Regions from separate parts of the Homo sapiens genome. Here region 2 is linked to region 1. The links are chromatin loops, found by intact Hi-C in ENCODE. Cell type or tissue: natural killer cell. All regions are shown on one strand.

Evidence for each region. Hi-C counts contacts between places; a loop is a spot of excess contacts. Peaks named below come from ENCODE experiments on the same cell type or tissue, not always from the same donor. Only the 100,000 strongest peaks of a DNase experiment are listed, where the experiment ranks them.
Region 2: a loop joins it to region 1, with 4 times the contacts of the local background. A loop is called at or near these places in 15 of 110 quality-filtered maps.

Annotation. Positions count from the first base shown.
Region 1 is chr12:68,360,729-68,368,728 of GRCh38, reverse strand. No RefSeq gene overlaps it. Among named protein-coding and RNA genes, the nearest start is that of MDM1, 32 kb to the right of the region's middle. RefSeq lists enhancers at 2,983-3,504, 3,432-3,691, 3,505-4,027. In natural killer cell, no CTCF peak of the experiment used is centred here; DNase peaks (open chromatin) are centred at 618 and 3,268; H3K4me3 peaks cover 849 bases; H3K27ac peaks cover 6,895 bases.
Region 2 is chr12:68,534,488-68,542,487 of GRCh38, reverse strand. No RefSeq gene overlaps it. Among named protein-coding and RNA genes, the nearest start is that of RAP1B, 72 kb to the left of the region's middle. RefSeq lists an enhancer at 2,919-3,881. In natural killer cell, no CTCF peak of the experiment used is centred here; DNase peaks (open chromatin) are centred at 3,167 and 6,057; H3K4me3 peaks cover 480 bases; H3K27ac peaks cover 2,893 bases.

The sequences.
Region 1 (8,000 bases):
AATAATATAAAGGATCCAACCTTTGGGGGTATCTGAAGAGGGGAGGCAGAGAATGCCTTAGGGGGGTGGGGAGCAGGTGGAGCAATCAATGGGAGGGTGAGGTGTATGTGTGAGGGGAAGGAAGTCAAAGCAGGGACTGAAGAGAAGACAAACTTCTCCAATTGCTGATGTTGCCACGTGGTCCTGTATGTTACAGAAAGGAATCTTCCTGACAGTCTTTTCTGTTTGAGAGCACCACACCCATTCCTTTGGGAATATGAGTTTTCTCCACTTATTTCCTGCCCTAGGAGTTTCATGAATTGGCTTGCCAAGGACAGGGGTCAAACTATCTCTGACAGCAATTAATTGCTTAGTGGCTTATGGAGTAAGCGGCTTACTTCAGGCAGATGGGACAGCAGTGGAAATTTGAATTCTGCTTCATGGCGGTCATGTGGATACTTCATTTTTCTTGGGCATTGAACCTGTGTACAACCGCAGAGAAGGGAACAGCAAAGGGTGAAAAGATGCTAAAGCCAATTGAGCAATCTGTTCTTTGCAGGCTTGGGAGTCCTTAAAAAAAGCTACTTCAGAATAGGTCAAATGGAGGGGTGGCAGGCAGTTCATGGTTGCTATGGTGACCAACAAACATGTTTGGCTTCTAGAGGTCCTGCCCCTGAAGAGGATGATGGCTTTTGTTATGAAATTTGTGAATGTCCCTTCATCTGTGTCTTCACTATTTATTTTCAAAGTTGTCAATAGTAACGGACTATGCATCACTTGTGGCCCATCTCTGTCCAGGTTTGGTGCTATCCTTGGCCCCTACATTTACCTCTGCTGGGATGTGAGGTTCTGACCTCTTTCAGAGCCTGCAGAGGTTTATGGGAACCACAGAAAAGCACAGGGGAGTGTGGCCATGAGGAGACCAGGGCTCTGCTGTGTGACTTTAACTGTTGTGGCCCTCAATTCTATTAAAAGGGGGGTAAAAATATCTGCTCTTATTAGGAAAAATGGCTAATGCATGCTGGGCTTAATACCTAGGTAATGGGTTGATAGGTGCAGCCAACCACCATTGTACACATTTACCTATGTAACAAACCTGCACATCCTGCACATGTACCCCAGATCTTAAAGTAAAAATAAAAATTAAAAAAATACCTGCTCTTCCTACCTTCTGAGGTTTTGTGAAGGTATATGAGATTTTAGATGTAAAAGTAACTTGAAAATATTGAGTGCATTATATTCTTTTATAAAGGAGCATAAAAATTTAACTCCACAATCCTGAGATAGAATGCTTATTACAGATGGTAAATATGTAAGTGTCAACCCTAATTGAATGATAGTGGCTGTCTCTGTGTTGAGAAGGATATGAGGCTGCATCCAGGCTCAGCTGGCAATGGTGCCAGTCATTTAGTGATGTCAGTTATGTGTATACGAGGCAGAAGTGGCATCACAAGTGCCATGTATTTGCTGTCTTGGTTTAGGACATTCTTCCTTGCTTCTTGCTGCTGCCTTTGGAGGTTGGGAACTCATTACTGCTCTGTAGCTTGCTTGGTATTGGTTTGTCAGGGCTGATTCATGGAAGCTAAACTCCTACCCTGTCAACCTGAAACCTGTAATTTTGTTTTTTCAAAACAACATTTTGATTTCTTACTGGTAAAAGTGAAATGTGTTTATTGTTAGAAATGTGACAAATAGTAGAGAAGCAGACAGAATAAAATAAGAACAGCCCATAATCTCATCATTCCTGGATAACTTTTAACATTTTGTTTATAGGTTTCATGCCTTCTGATGTAATTTATTTTATAAAAGGATCATTAGTTGCTTTATGGAGAACAGATTGTAGGCGGGCAGTGTGAATTCAGGGAGACTAACGGGGAGGCTCTCATAGAAGTCTGGGGGAGAGATGCTGGTGGCAGAGGAGTGGGCAGTGCTGATGAGGAGAGGGGCTGGATTTGGTGCATATTTTGAACATAGAGACAACAGGACTTGCTACTAATGGGTTGGATGTAAGGTATGAGAGAAGAAGGAAGGCATCAAGCATATGATGCCCTGGTTTCTAGTCCCATCTCTTGTGAAATGATGATCCATTTACTGAGATGGGAAACAATGAGACGGAAGCAGGTGTGTGTGTGTGTGTGAGGGGGAGGAGACAGCAATGGAAATCAAAAGTTCCATTTTGGATATAAGAAGGCCAAGTAAGAATTTCACACCTGAGTGAGGATTTCTAGTCGGGAGCTTAGGGGAAGAGGACAGGCAGGGAGATTTTATCTGGCGGATTATCAGCATAGAGAGGATGTAGGGGAGATGGTCTCAGGAGTGACATGTAGATGGCCAGGAGGTCTGAGGACAGAGGTTGAGCCCTCTAATATGGATTGGTTGGGAAGAGGAGAAGGATGCAATATGGGAGAACAAAGGAGCAGCCAGTGGACTAGGAAGAAAACTAGGAAAGAATGCAGTGATTGGAAACCAAGGGCAGAGGGTAGTTCAAGAGAAAGGAAGTGCTCCTTCTCTCTATGTACACAGAAACACTCACATGCATAGATACATATGCACACACATATTTTTATGTGAGACTATGCCCATTTTTATATAAATGTAGGGCTTTTCATTTATTATGGTGACTTTTTTATCCCCTTAAAAACCTTCCAAAAGATTATTTTGAATGGCTTTAAAGTAGTCTATACTTGTAGCTGTAACCTTAGAAGGAACAACCTTGTATATACATTTTATGTTTCTTTAAATTCTTGAAGTGGAATTACTGTGGATATGAAAACCTTTAAGGCTTTTGATATCTGTTGTCAAATTGCCTTTCAGAGAGGTTGTACCAAGGTTGTACACTCCACCAGCAGTCAACTGAAACCAAGCATTTGGCAAGCATTATTAGCATTAAAATTATATATATATGTGTGTGTGTATATATATATATAAAATTTTTAAATATATGTATAAAGATAATTGCACACACACATAAACACATATATATGGATATATATGTGTCTATATATGCCTGTGTATGTATATGTGTGTGTGCAATGCTATCTAGTTTTCTCCACTTGCATGACTTGGTTACTGGAGGTTGAACAAGTTTCAACATAAGGCTTCTTGTGTGCGGTCTGAGTGGTGAGCAAGTTGATCTGGCACCCACACCCCCTTAAGTATGAAAAAAATGAGTGTAAACATCCCCCAAGTCAGCCATTCAGGGCATGAGGGCTGCGGAGGAGGAGGAAAGCTGGTTCTGAGCTAGTTTCTCGGTGGGGGTGGAGTAGATCTTTGTCAGCAGTGAAGGAGCCGGTGTGGTTCCCACAGCTTGCAGTGCCTCCTCCCTTCCCGGCCAGACTTCCTGTGGGCCCAGCCTGGGAAAGGGCGTGGTCACCAAGAGGCAGAAGCAGCCCTCCTCAGCTGCACCAGCCCCGATGTGTTAGGTGGTGAAGTCTCTGTTGCCCTGTGAACCGCAGCCCACGTTGCCCAATTCAGCAACAAACACGAGCCATGGGGCCCAGGCCGACTGCCCCACATACAGTGTCCTTTCCTGCCTGGGTGGAGCCTTCTCGGTCTGAGAGGCCGGTCCTCTGCAGAGAGACCTTCGGAATCCTCCCTACGGCCTGGCTGGGCCTCTGTCCAGCTGAAGCGGAAAGACCCGGTGTGCTGTGAAACTGCAGCAGGGCAGCATCCGTCTGTTGGTCTGCGGCGTCGCAAAGGGCGATTGCACCACGTTGTTAGGCTGTGGATGTGGAAATCGACAATACTGAGGCGATAGAAATCTTAAAAGAATGTATGGGACATAAAGATAAGCCAAAAATGGGGATTGTGGCAATCTTGTGTGTAACATTTCTCATTTCATAACTGTGCCAGTCGCAATGTAACTCAAAGGAAAAAAGAAAGCACCACAACCCTTTGCTTTCTGGGTAGCACAGACACCTGTAATATTTTCTATGGTCGCCAAGGACGAATTCCTGACAGAGTGCAATTAGCACAGGTTCAGAGGCCTCAAGTCCAAAGGAAAGGATTCTGTGAGAAGTTAAAACTGCAAGATGAAAAATTTTCAGTAGAAATGGCGCTGATATTGAGTTTCTTCAGATGTTTTTCTTTTTGTATTTATAAAATATTTCCATTGTAAAGCATTCAATTAATGAAGAATGGTGTAAAGTAAAAGCTAGTCTTCTCTCAAGTCCCTCAAACCTCACTCCCACTTGCTAACAGTTTGGTACGTGTTTTCCAGTGCTTTTATTATGCAATTATGAACATTTATATGAGTATAGTACATAGCTCATGTATAGTCCGTTTATCAAGCTGCTAGCATGCAGTTAGTGTTCAATAATATATACCCACACATACAATTTAAAAACTGAAAATGAGATTATACTATGCAAATTCTGCAACTTGTTTTAAGTTTTATTTAAATGCAATTTCTCTTTGTCTTTTTGGCAGGTAGTTTAGTTTCATCTTTGCTTTATAAAGACAAAAAATCAAAAACTTTTTCCAGCCAAGGACTACCAGGTAGATGAATTTATTCGACTATTATTTGTTGCATGCCAAAGATGCATCAGGCATTGCTCAAGGAGCTGGGAATGAGTGAAATAACAATCCTCACCCTCATGGAACTGACATTTTGGTAGAGGGAAGCAGGCAATAAACATGTTTAATAAGTGGATTGTCAGATGTTGATAGCAGAGCAGATAGCAGAGCATGTTGGGGATGGTTAGGGAAGGTCTCCCTGAAAAAGTGACACTTGAGCCAAGGTCTAGAGATGGAAAGGGTAATGCCACAGGGATATCTGAGGAAGGGCGTGTCAGGGAAAACAAACAGAATGTACAAGAGCCCTGAGGAGGGAGATAGATGACTTCCTCAGAAACAGTAAACAGGCAATGTGGCTGGGTAATGGTGAGAGAAGGGAGGACAGATGGGGTGGTTGGAAAGGACCGGTGGGGCCTTGCAGGGGATTTGGAGGTCCTGGGCTTTTACTCTGAGGGGGATAGCCTGTTCCTGGGGGCATGGAGCAGAGCAGCCTCATGATGTGATGCATGTTATCACATGAGCACCCCGGCTGCTGTGGAGAGTAGACTCTCTCAGGCAAGGGCAGAGGTAGGGATGCCAACTGGGAGGCCACGGTGGCGATGAAGCAGGGGAGTGACAGTGAACATTGGGATGGGGTGTTGGCAGTACAGGTGGGGACGCTGTTGGATTCTGGGTACACTTACAAGGTAGAGACAACAGGATTTGCTGATGGATCAGATGTGGGATATGAGACAAAGTGCAAAGCCGAAGATGACTATGAGGACCTAGTAACGCATGGAGTGTTCCTAATGAGAACTTTATTCATTAGTCAAGGCAAGAAACAAACAACACGAGAGTATGGATGACAACAGACATCAGAACATGGAGATCTGGAGGGCCATTATAGACCCTCTTTTCCTCTCTTTTTGCCTCCACAATATCATGTGCTATGCCACATGTGTGTCTCCTCCATATCAGCACCTCTCAGTCCTCACCCTGAGAAACCCCTAATGGGAGAGGAGTACAAACTATGAATCCCAGCCGTCTGGGCCAGAGCTCATGGGGCCCATTACAAGCATGGCATTACATTAATACCTTGTACTAACAAAATCCATGTTAATGCTGGATTCTACTCCAAAATATCTATATGTTCATTTTAATATATTCATTACCTATAATTAAGTAAAATTGTTGGTCTTGTATGATGGGCCACTGACATACACCAAGAATCCCTGAGAAGATATAAGGCTTGGAGATGTTTGGCCCATGCCTTTCCTATTGTATGTGCAGGAATACTGCCTCCCAAGAAGAGCCCACTTATTCATGGGTTGGCTGGTCCCTAAAGCACCTCTGCACTTCCAGGACCATGCTGTATACCTGTACTGAGATGAGCAGGTAACCAGATCAGGCACAACACAGAATGGTCGTCTCACCAGCTTGGGCTCTTCCATCTCTACACTGTAGTACAGGCACTTTCTTACAGATGGAAATAGATTTTTCTTCCTTCCTTTTACCTTATAACATTCTACTCATCCTTGGGTTTTTAACCTGTTTAAAAGCTTTTCTCAAATTTCACATCCTGTTCATGATGCCTTATGCTACCATTCAAAGTGATAACTTGTTTCAATTAATCCTTAGAGCACTTATTTTCTACGGGGATCGTGGTATATATTGGGAAGACAAAGCTTGAGTCAGAAGAGCAGGGCCTTGGAATCAGGCTTACTTTAATTTAAACGCAAGCCCTGCCATGATCATCTGTGTGATTTTAGGCAACTTTCTTCACCTCCAAGTCTATAAAATGGAATTCAAAGTGGAACTGGAAGGATGATTAAGTGAAATGGACATGTGAAGCACCTAGCACAGTGCACAGCCATTTGATAAATATTATTGCCTCTTCCCCCTTAACCTCTTAATTTGGTACTTTTAGTATTCTACTTGTATGGTTCCATGTTTTGAATTTTTATGTGTTTTAGTTCTCTAACTAGACAATAAACTCTTAGAGTTTAGAAACCACATTTTATATTTCTTGACATCCCTGAAACATCCATCACAGTACCTTGAATGTGGGAGATGATTTATAAATGTTTGCTGATTGATTTATGGATTTTTTTTTGGCAAGTTTAAACCTGAAGGACATACTACTCTCTGGAGTTGAGAACATAGCAATGAGCCTCAAAGAAGAAAATGAGCCTCAGTGTTCATGGAGGAAGGTCATTGCTTAGCACCTTGGGAAGACATGCAGCTGATGGATGAGGAGGATGCTGGATGGCTATGCTGAGTTGGCTTTAGACTCTGCTCACCAGCTTTGGAAATGGTTACCCAGAAAGATGACAATATCCTGATAACCCCTCCATGACCAAATTCTTTAGCAAAGCATTTCAACAGGCCATCACCGTGGCATGTGGACTGATGGGTTGCACAGCTGTTATTATGTGCTTACAAGGGAAATTAGGAGTAATTAATGGACTGGGATCAATAACAGTATTATATTGTAGTGAATGATTTAATTTTCTAAGTGAAGAGGTAAGCACAGATATTTCACATCATTAAAATAGATGTGAATCAGCATAGCAGGTTTGAAGAAACTACTCCATTTTTTGTTGTATATAAAAGTTTAAATTTTTAACTTCTATTTACTTTTTGAAAAGGTAACGCATGCATAAGGTAACTTGAACAGTTCAAAGTAGTATTAAATAATTGCTCCCCAGAGACAATCACTATTGCTAGTGTATTGAGTGTTCTTCCAGAGGTGCCCTATGTATTTGTGTGTGTGTGTCCCTTAGCTGGAAGTAGTTTCGAGAATCCAAGAACTTCCTGTTGGTCTGCTATATCTGTTTGGTTCATCCGTATATCTCTGGTTGTTACCCCAGAGACCAGACCATACAGCCCAAAATTTATGGTCAATAATTATATATTGATTGAGTAGATCTATTTTAGTCAGTGACTGATTTAATCTGTTTTAGCAGTTTTTAGAAAATGATCGGCATTTGCTTGATACATCTTTATTGTGAATTAACAAGACATATAATTTGACATGTCTAGATAATAGAGCATCTTCATGAATTCTAATGTATTGGTACAATAATTTTAAACCACTGGTACAGAAGCTGCCTCTCTGAATATTCTTCACTGACTGGAGGGAACTCTTTGGAAAATATGTGCCATCTGAGTTTAAATAAGAATGGGTTAAGAAACAAAAAAACAAGATTAAAAATATGTCAGAATACACATGCAAATTGGTGCAGTTATTGAAAGTTGCTAGTTGGGAGGCTACATATTTTAAAAATTGCCTCCTTAGGTTTACAAGCCACATATTACTGTGGCTGCTGCCACTTCTACTATTATTGCTGTTGCCACTACTAACATTATTACTATTTATTTGGCATTTGCCCCTATACAGTACCGTGTATACTTACTTACCACGTATACTTACAGTACCATGTAAGTATTTTGTATGCATTATGTCATTTAATCTCGTAGCAACATTATCAGGTAGGTATTATTATCATTTGCATTTTATAGATGAG
Region 2 (8,000 bases), 170 kb before region 1:
AAAGTGAACTTCCTTTATGTCTGTGGACCAGACTATCTAACGCCACAAGATTAGAAGTTACTATAATACATGTTACATGGTTAACTTTTAGCAAACTTTACTTTTGTTGAAAACCTTGTAAGTTTGGGATTTCAATTATCCTTTGCTATTAATAAGACCTTGTTTAGTCCAAATTAACTTAGAATTGGTACAGATGGCTTTTTTTTTCCTTTAATTACCTGGGAGGAACCATCTATGGTCCTATCCTGAAGGGAGTTCCTCCTAGGTCTGGTTGGACCTTTGTATGGTAATTAAGATTTAGATCCCCTGTTAGGAAACCTGCTGGGTTAAGGCAATTTTCAGTGGTTAATGTTAAACCATCTTTTTTTTTTTTTTTTTTTTTTTTTTTTTTTTAGGATACTTCTGAACTGGTGAGGTGTGCTTACAATGAGGTTCCTCTAAAAGTTATTTTTTTACTTTCTTCTGTTAGCAAAGCAGTTGCTGCTACAGATTGAATGCATTTGGGCCATCTGTGGGTTACTGGGTTAAGGATTGTTGATAGGAAGGCCTCAGTGCTTTCAGGATATGCCCTGGTTTACACTGACAACAAAGTGGTATTGGAGTGTTATAGGGTTACAGCAAACACCTTTAATTATCAATTATAGGTTTTAAATTTACCTTGGCTTTTAAAGGAATAGGGTACACTTTTTTTTCCTTAACTACTTGTGTCTTTCTGTCTTTCTTTCTTTTCTCTTCTTTCTTTCTTTCTTTTTCTTTCTTTCTTTCTTTCTTTCTCTTTCTTTCTCTTTCTTTTGTTCTTTCTCTCTTTTTGACTTTCCTTTTGCCTCTGTCTCTTCCTCTCTCTCTGCCTCTCTCTCTCTTTCTCTCTTTTCTTGACTCCCTCTTTGTTTCTCTGTCTCTTCCTCTCTCTCTCTTTGCTGGTCTTTCCTTGCCTCTGCTAGCCGCTTATGCTGCTGTTCTCTCAGCCACTGTGGCGGGGCGGTCTAAAACCAGCTGTAACCAAGTGTCTATGTACGGGAACTGGTCTGGGTGCCCTGGCTTACAGGTTACCTTGTGCCATACCTTTGAAACAAGGGACCTATCCAGGCTTCCTTCTGATGGCCAACCCACCTGTAATGCTGGCTAGTCTATCTTACACAAAGTTTTAAGTTTTCCTGGTGTCATAGTACTCCATAGTCTCCCTTAAATCTTTTCTTGAAATTTTTCAACATAGTTCCTAGTGGGGTGGGCTTACTTTGTGCCTGACCCATGCTTCCTTGAGGCAAAACACCAAGTTCACACCACACGCACACCACAAAACAAAGAATGGGTAAAAAGGGTACACACACACTTTTACAGTTTACACCAAACCAGAATCAAAACCAAAATCAGAGTATCAAGCAATCCAAGCCAGGTCAAAACCAAAACCAAAGTATCAAGCAATCCAAGTCAAGTCAAAAACAAAAACCAAAGTGCTGGTACAGGCATGCCGTGGGTTATCAGGCCACGCTTCCACTCCAAAGGAGTGTGCAAGTTCCAAAGACTAGTCTTACCAAGTTTCAGATGTCCGGACACCAAGTGCCAGTTCCTTCCTGGTGTTCAGCCACTGTGTTGATCCTCTGCAGGGGCCTGCCATGCACCACTCTGACTAGGTGTTCCACTGGGGCAATTGCCTACCTGGGAGCGCTCTCAGGATCCACGTCACTCAAGCTGGCTGGGGTCCCCTGCAGGGATGCTCCACAGGGCAGGCCTAAGCCGCCTAAGGGGTTGCCTTGACCTTCTGTTAATCACCTCGCTTCCCAGTCAGGGAACCAAGAAATGTAGCAGGACGAGCCACAGACAAAACCCCTCAGTCACCGAGTTAAAGAAGGAAGGGCTTTATTTGGCCAGGAGCATCGGCAAGACTCACATCTCAAAAACAGAGCTCCCCGAGTGAGCAATTCCTGTCCCTTTTAAGGACTCACAACTCTAAGGGGGTCTGCATGAGAGGGTTGTGATTGATTGAGCAAGCAGGGGGTATGTGACTGGGGGCTGCATGCACCGGTAATTAGAACGGAACATAACAGGACAGGGATTTTCACAGTGCTTTTCTACACAATGTCTGTAATCTATAGATAACATAACCGATTAGGTCAGGGGTCAATCTTTAACTACCAGGCCCAGGGTGTGGCGCAGGGCTGTCTGACTGTGGATTTCATTTCTGCCTTTTAGTTTTTACTTCTTCTTTCTTTGGAGGCAGAAATTGGGCATAAGAAAATATGAGGGGTGGTCTCCTCCCTTAGTAGAAAGGCCTCATAAACTGGGCATTTGCTAAGGAGAACTGCTTTAAAAAGGGTACGGTCATTCAATGCCTGCCTGGGACAAATGGCCCTTTGGTACTGGCTGTAGAAATCATCTAGATGGTGCAGACTGTGCTCTGGAAGAGCATTTTATTGCAGGGACACTGCAAGAATTGACTGTCTTATTAAGAAGCACTGTTATAATAAAATGTGATTTAATTACCAAGCAGGGGTCAAGAAAGGATTGGGGGAGGGATTTAATCATGAAAATACTGGCCCAGATAAATTAATTCTAAGGGTGTTTGTAATAATTAGGCACATATATTTGAATAATAATCACACCCCCAAATTATGTGAAAAGTATACCCCTTTCAATTGCATAAAGTAGTTTACGTGCCCATTATCAACTGAGCCAAGGAATGTGTAATGATATGAAACCTAAGATCTTCATGAAATACTTCCATAAAAAATAACAGACAGCTTTCCCTTTACTTATATTTACTTGCCAATTTCAAAGGAATCAAATTCCATTAAATTATATAAATAAACTGTCCTGAAGGCACTTGCTTCTACTGTTTCAGGAAGCTACCCTATATTTAGAAAATTTCTGTGGCTCCCGATAAATGTATTTCCTTTAGAAAAGCAATTCTCATAACTTAAGTGGATAGAGTAGTCACTGTTTTTAATGAAACTAAGGAATTTGTGATGTCATCTTGTGTGTGCCAGTCCTTCAATTAAGAGGGGAGGACCCGAAAATGCAAAACCCTATGGTTATACCATGCACTTTAAAAGAAATGTATCAAAAGCTCATTATGCATGGTCACAGTTTGCAGCAAAATACAATCCTTTAGAAAGTGAAAGGGACTGCTCTTTTATGTAACTTGGCTCTGGAAGCCTGCGGTGACAAACCACACACATCAACAGCCCCCACTTTGAGCAAACGTGGAAAACCACTTGTTAGCTCCGCCCCTCTAAGTACTCCTCCCTGCGGCTCCATTTTGTTTTTAAACTATTTTATTTTTGGTAAAAGTTAAGTTTACTAAGCTCTAAAATACATGAAATCTCCTGCTGTCTATTCTAACACTGGAAGCTGCTCCAGGATAAAAATTGGTGCATCCCATGTAATAAGGAGGAGGAATGTTATTTTATTAACAGTTGGCACCAGAATTCCTTCAGAAAGGGAAATGTAATTACTCTGAAAAATACCCTGATAAGAGCTTCTAAAGTAGAAGAGATCCCAGGAGGGGCCAGGGTGTGGGCGGAATGTTTCTGAGACAAAGGGAGCAATTTGGCTGTAACTTGCAAGGGCGTCCAGAGGGCCTGGGAGGGGAGGAGCATTGGAGCCAATCAGAGAACATCTTCTCAACGTGACTCTTCCTCTCCATCCTCCCGCACAAGCCTTTGCTAAAATGACTGAGCTGGCTAAGTACTTGATGCAACTAATTTTTTATTTTACTTTATTTTATTTTTTGGTAGAAGCGTGGGTAAGGGTTGGGCTTGTGTCTAGATCAATTGAGTATATCAAGGTTAACATGTATGGACCTAAGACTGGAGGCAAACAGACTCTAAAAATAAACTTGTAGGATTTTTTTTTTTAGAAATTATGGGGAGGCCTCTAGGTGCTCACGGGGACATGTTTTTTGATGTAGTCTTTGGAAGCTCTTTTCTGATTGCCTCTATTTATTTTCTCAGCAAAACAATAAGACTCTCAGCAGCTAGAAGAATAACAAATATGTTGGAAGTTTGAAGAGCAAGAATAAAGTATGAAATAGATATTTTACCAAAAATGCCTTTTACCAAAAGACTTTTGCCAAAAATAAAATAGTTTAGATTTTATTGATATCTTTTAATGAAATCTTTGTGGGAGCTAGAGGGCCTCTGATGGAATCTTGGGTAAACCAGCTAGTTTATGGGCAGAATCACTGCTGTCATGGGTGGGAAGCTACTGTGGATAGTCTTAAGCTGCTTCATGGATGGTTACTTGGAAACAGGACTCTATAAATACAAGATATCATGGTTGCTTTTCCAGTCATTGAACTGGCCAGACTTCAACATAATGTTTTTTAAATTATTAATTTATTATTATTATTCTTTAGAGACAGGGTCTTGCTGTGTTGCCCAGGCTGAAGTGGAGTGGTACGATCATAGCTCAGTGTAATTTCAACCTCAAGGGCTTAAGTGATCCTCCTGCTTCAGCCTCTGAAGTAGCTGGGACCACAGGGTCCACCACCATGTCTGGCTAATGTGAATTTAAGAGGCTAATTGACGGAAAAAAATGATTCTTTAGTAGACTAACAAAGAATTTTGAGATCCTAACCTTACATTTCAACACTAGTTTTTCAAAATTAATTCAAAGTCCCTGAGAATGAAGGATAAATTAAGGGTCAAAATGGTATCTAATATTCCCCAAATGATTCTTCATTAGCCAAGGTTGCTAGAGTGCAAATGAAGGTGAGTCAGCATATTGAACACTTTGCACACGATCATCATATCTATTCTAGGATCAAACCTAGAGGACCACAGTTGAAGCCAATGGACAAAGGGTAGAAATATATTTGATCATGGTTTACAGTGTGTCTTAGGGGTTTCTGGGTACAAAAATAATGGGATATCACCCAAGGCAGGGGTCCACAAACCCCAGGGCATGGTCTGTGGCCTCCTAGGAACTGGGCCGCACAGCAGGAGGTGAGCGGAGAGTGAGGGAGCGTTACTGCCTGAGCTCCGCCTCCTGTCAGATCAGCAGCGGCATTAGATTCTCATAGGAGCCTGAACCCTATTGTGAACTGCGCATGTGAGGGATCTAGATTTCACACTCCTTTTGAGAATCTAACGAATGCCTGATGATCGGAGGTGGAGCAGTTTCATCCCAAAACCATCTCCATCCCCCACTGTCTGTGGAAAAATTGTCTTCCACGAAACCGGGCTCTGGTGCCAAAAAGGCTGGGGACCACTGACCTAAGGAAATGATTCAATATATGTTAGATATTTCCTCCAACTGGAATTTTCTGACCCAAAGTTTCAGATTGCATCTCCCCCTCAAGAGATACTGTCCTTGATCACGCCTTATAAAGTTTTCCCCTGCATGTCACCCTTTGGATTTCTTTCACAACACTTATTATCATCTGAAGTGATCTTGAATATTTTTATTTTTTACTTGTTTGTGGTCTGCCTGCCAACCATTGTGATATGAAGACCAAGAAAACAGGAACCCAGTGTGCCTTATTCATCTCTGTTTCTCAAGCTGTAGGATGCCTGGCACATAATCAGAGCACAATAAGTATTTATTGAATCATTGAATGCATTTCATTCAGCATCTAAGCTGCAGAGATTATCAAAATCCTCATAGGCCACTACAAATATAATGTAGTTACTTTTATAAAGGAAACACGTACTGAGGGATTCTAAGGCTGGTGTTTTGAACTAATTCCTTTTTATTATCAGCCTAATCTTGGATCATGTAAATGATGATCACATTATACCTGTCAGAATACTTTGCAAGAAAAAAATTCACTATTATAGTCTCTCTACACCAAAGTGAATCTAGAGATTCAATTAAACGATAGAATAGTAGAGTTCAGTTTTGATATGGAGAAATGTTTTGATGTTGTATTTTAGTTTGGGTTAATAGCATTATTAGGTTGCATGCTAGGGTAATTAAAAGCATGAGTTCACTTTTGTTTTTAAGAGATGAAGTCTTGCTATGTTGCCCAGGCTGAAGTGCAGTGGCTATTCACAGGCAAAATTATAGTGCACTGCAGCCTCAAACTCCTAGGCTGAAGTGATCTTCCTGTCTCAGCCTTCTAAGTAGCTGGGACTACAGGCTTATGCCACCACACCCAGTTCAACACATTTTTTTTTTTTTTTAATTTAAGAAAAAAATTATGTGGCGGAAGCTAGATAGTAATACCTGTTTACAAGATTTGACAAGATTTAATACTACTTTTGTTTTAAAATTTATTTATTTATTTTTTGTGACGGAGTCTCACTCTGTCACCCAGGCTGGAGTGCAGTGGTGCAATCTCAGCTCACTGCACCCTCCACTTCCTGGGTTCAAGGGATTCTCCTGCCTCAGCCTCCTGAGTAGCTGGAATTACAGGCATGTGCCACCACGCCTGGGCTAATTTTTGTATTTTTAGTAGAGGCGGGGTTTCACCATGTTGGCCAGGCTGGTCTTGAACCCCTGACCTCAAGTGATCTGCCCTCCTTGGCCTCCCAAAGTGCTAGGATTACAGGCGTGAGCCACTGTGCCTGGCCTTAAAATTTATTTGAAAGCATAATTATGAATGGGGAATATATTAATAAATGTGTTCAGGCCGGGTACAGTGGCTCATGCCTGTAACCCCAGCACTTTGGGAGGCTGAGGTGGGAGGATTACCTGAGGTCAGGAGTTCGAGACCAGCCTGGCCAACAGGGTGAAACCCCGTGTCTACTAAAAATACAAAAATTAGCTGGGCAAGGTGTTGTGCGTGTAATCCCAGCTACCTGGGGAAGCTGAGGCAGGAGAATCGCTGGAACCTGGGAGGCAGAGGCTGCAGTGAGCCGAGATCGTGCTGTTGCACTCCAGCCTGGGCGACACGCAAGACTCCCTCTCAAAAAACAAACACACACAAAAATGGTGTTCAAAATGAGAACAAATAACACAAATTTCTTTAGCATCGTATTATGGATAGTTAGGAGAAGTTATTTCAGAACTAATTTAAATGCATTGTTTTGGGAGAATGGAACTTTTTTTCTACTTCATACCATATTGCTTCCATTTTTTTTTTGTTTGATATTACTTGTCTGTTTTTGTTTGTTTTTGTTTTTGTTTTTTTCAGACAGAGTCTTGGTCTGTCACTCAGGCTGGAGGGCAGTGGCGCGACCTCAGCTCATTGTATCCTCCACCTCCCGGGTTCAAGCAATTCTCTTGCCTCAGCCTCCTGAGTAGCTGGGATTACAGACGTGCACCGCCATGCCTGGCTAATTTTTATTTTTATTTTTTGAGACGCAATCTGCTCTGCCGCCCAGGCTGGAGTGTAGTGGTGCGATCCTGATGCACTGCAACCTCCATCTTCTGGGTTCAAGTGATTCTCCTGCCTCAGCCTCCCAAGTAGCTGGGACTACAGACACGTGCCACCACGCCCAGCTAATTTTTTTTAATATTTTTGGTGGAGATGGCATTTCACCATGTTGGCCAGGATGGTCTCAATCTCCTGACTTCGTGACCCGCCCACCTCAGCCTCCCAAAGTGCTGGGATTACAGGTGTGAGCCACCATGCCCGGCTAAGTTTTTTAATTTTAGTAGAGATGAGTTTTCGCCATGTTGGCCAGGCTGGTCTCAAGCTCCTGGCCTCATGTGATCTGCCTGCCTTGGCCTCCTAAAATGCTGGGATTACAGGTGTGAGCCACCGTGCCTGGTCGCTTGTCTGTTATATGTTGTCAAGAGGCCTTGTTTTATAACAAAACTAGACTTGTTAGATATAAAATTATTAATTTTCTTCTAGGTATATTATTTTCTCCATTCTCATATGAGAAAAATTAATTAAAAAAGTACTTTTGTTAGTACTCTTGTACTGCTGAATGAAACTGAGTGCATAAAAGAAAGTTACAAAATTATTTTAAAATTTCATTTCTGGAATTGGTGTGTGCATATTTATTATGGGTGGAATAAAGGAAAAAGTATTTTCAGATGTTTACTTATACACAAATTTTTTTTTCTTCAAAAAATAACAGTAGGCAAGATGCGGTGGCTCACGTCTGTAA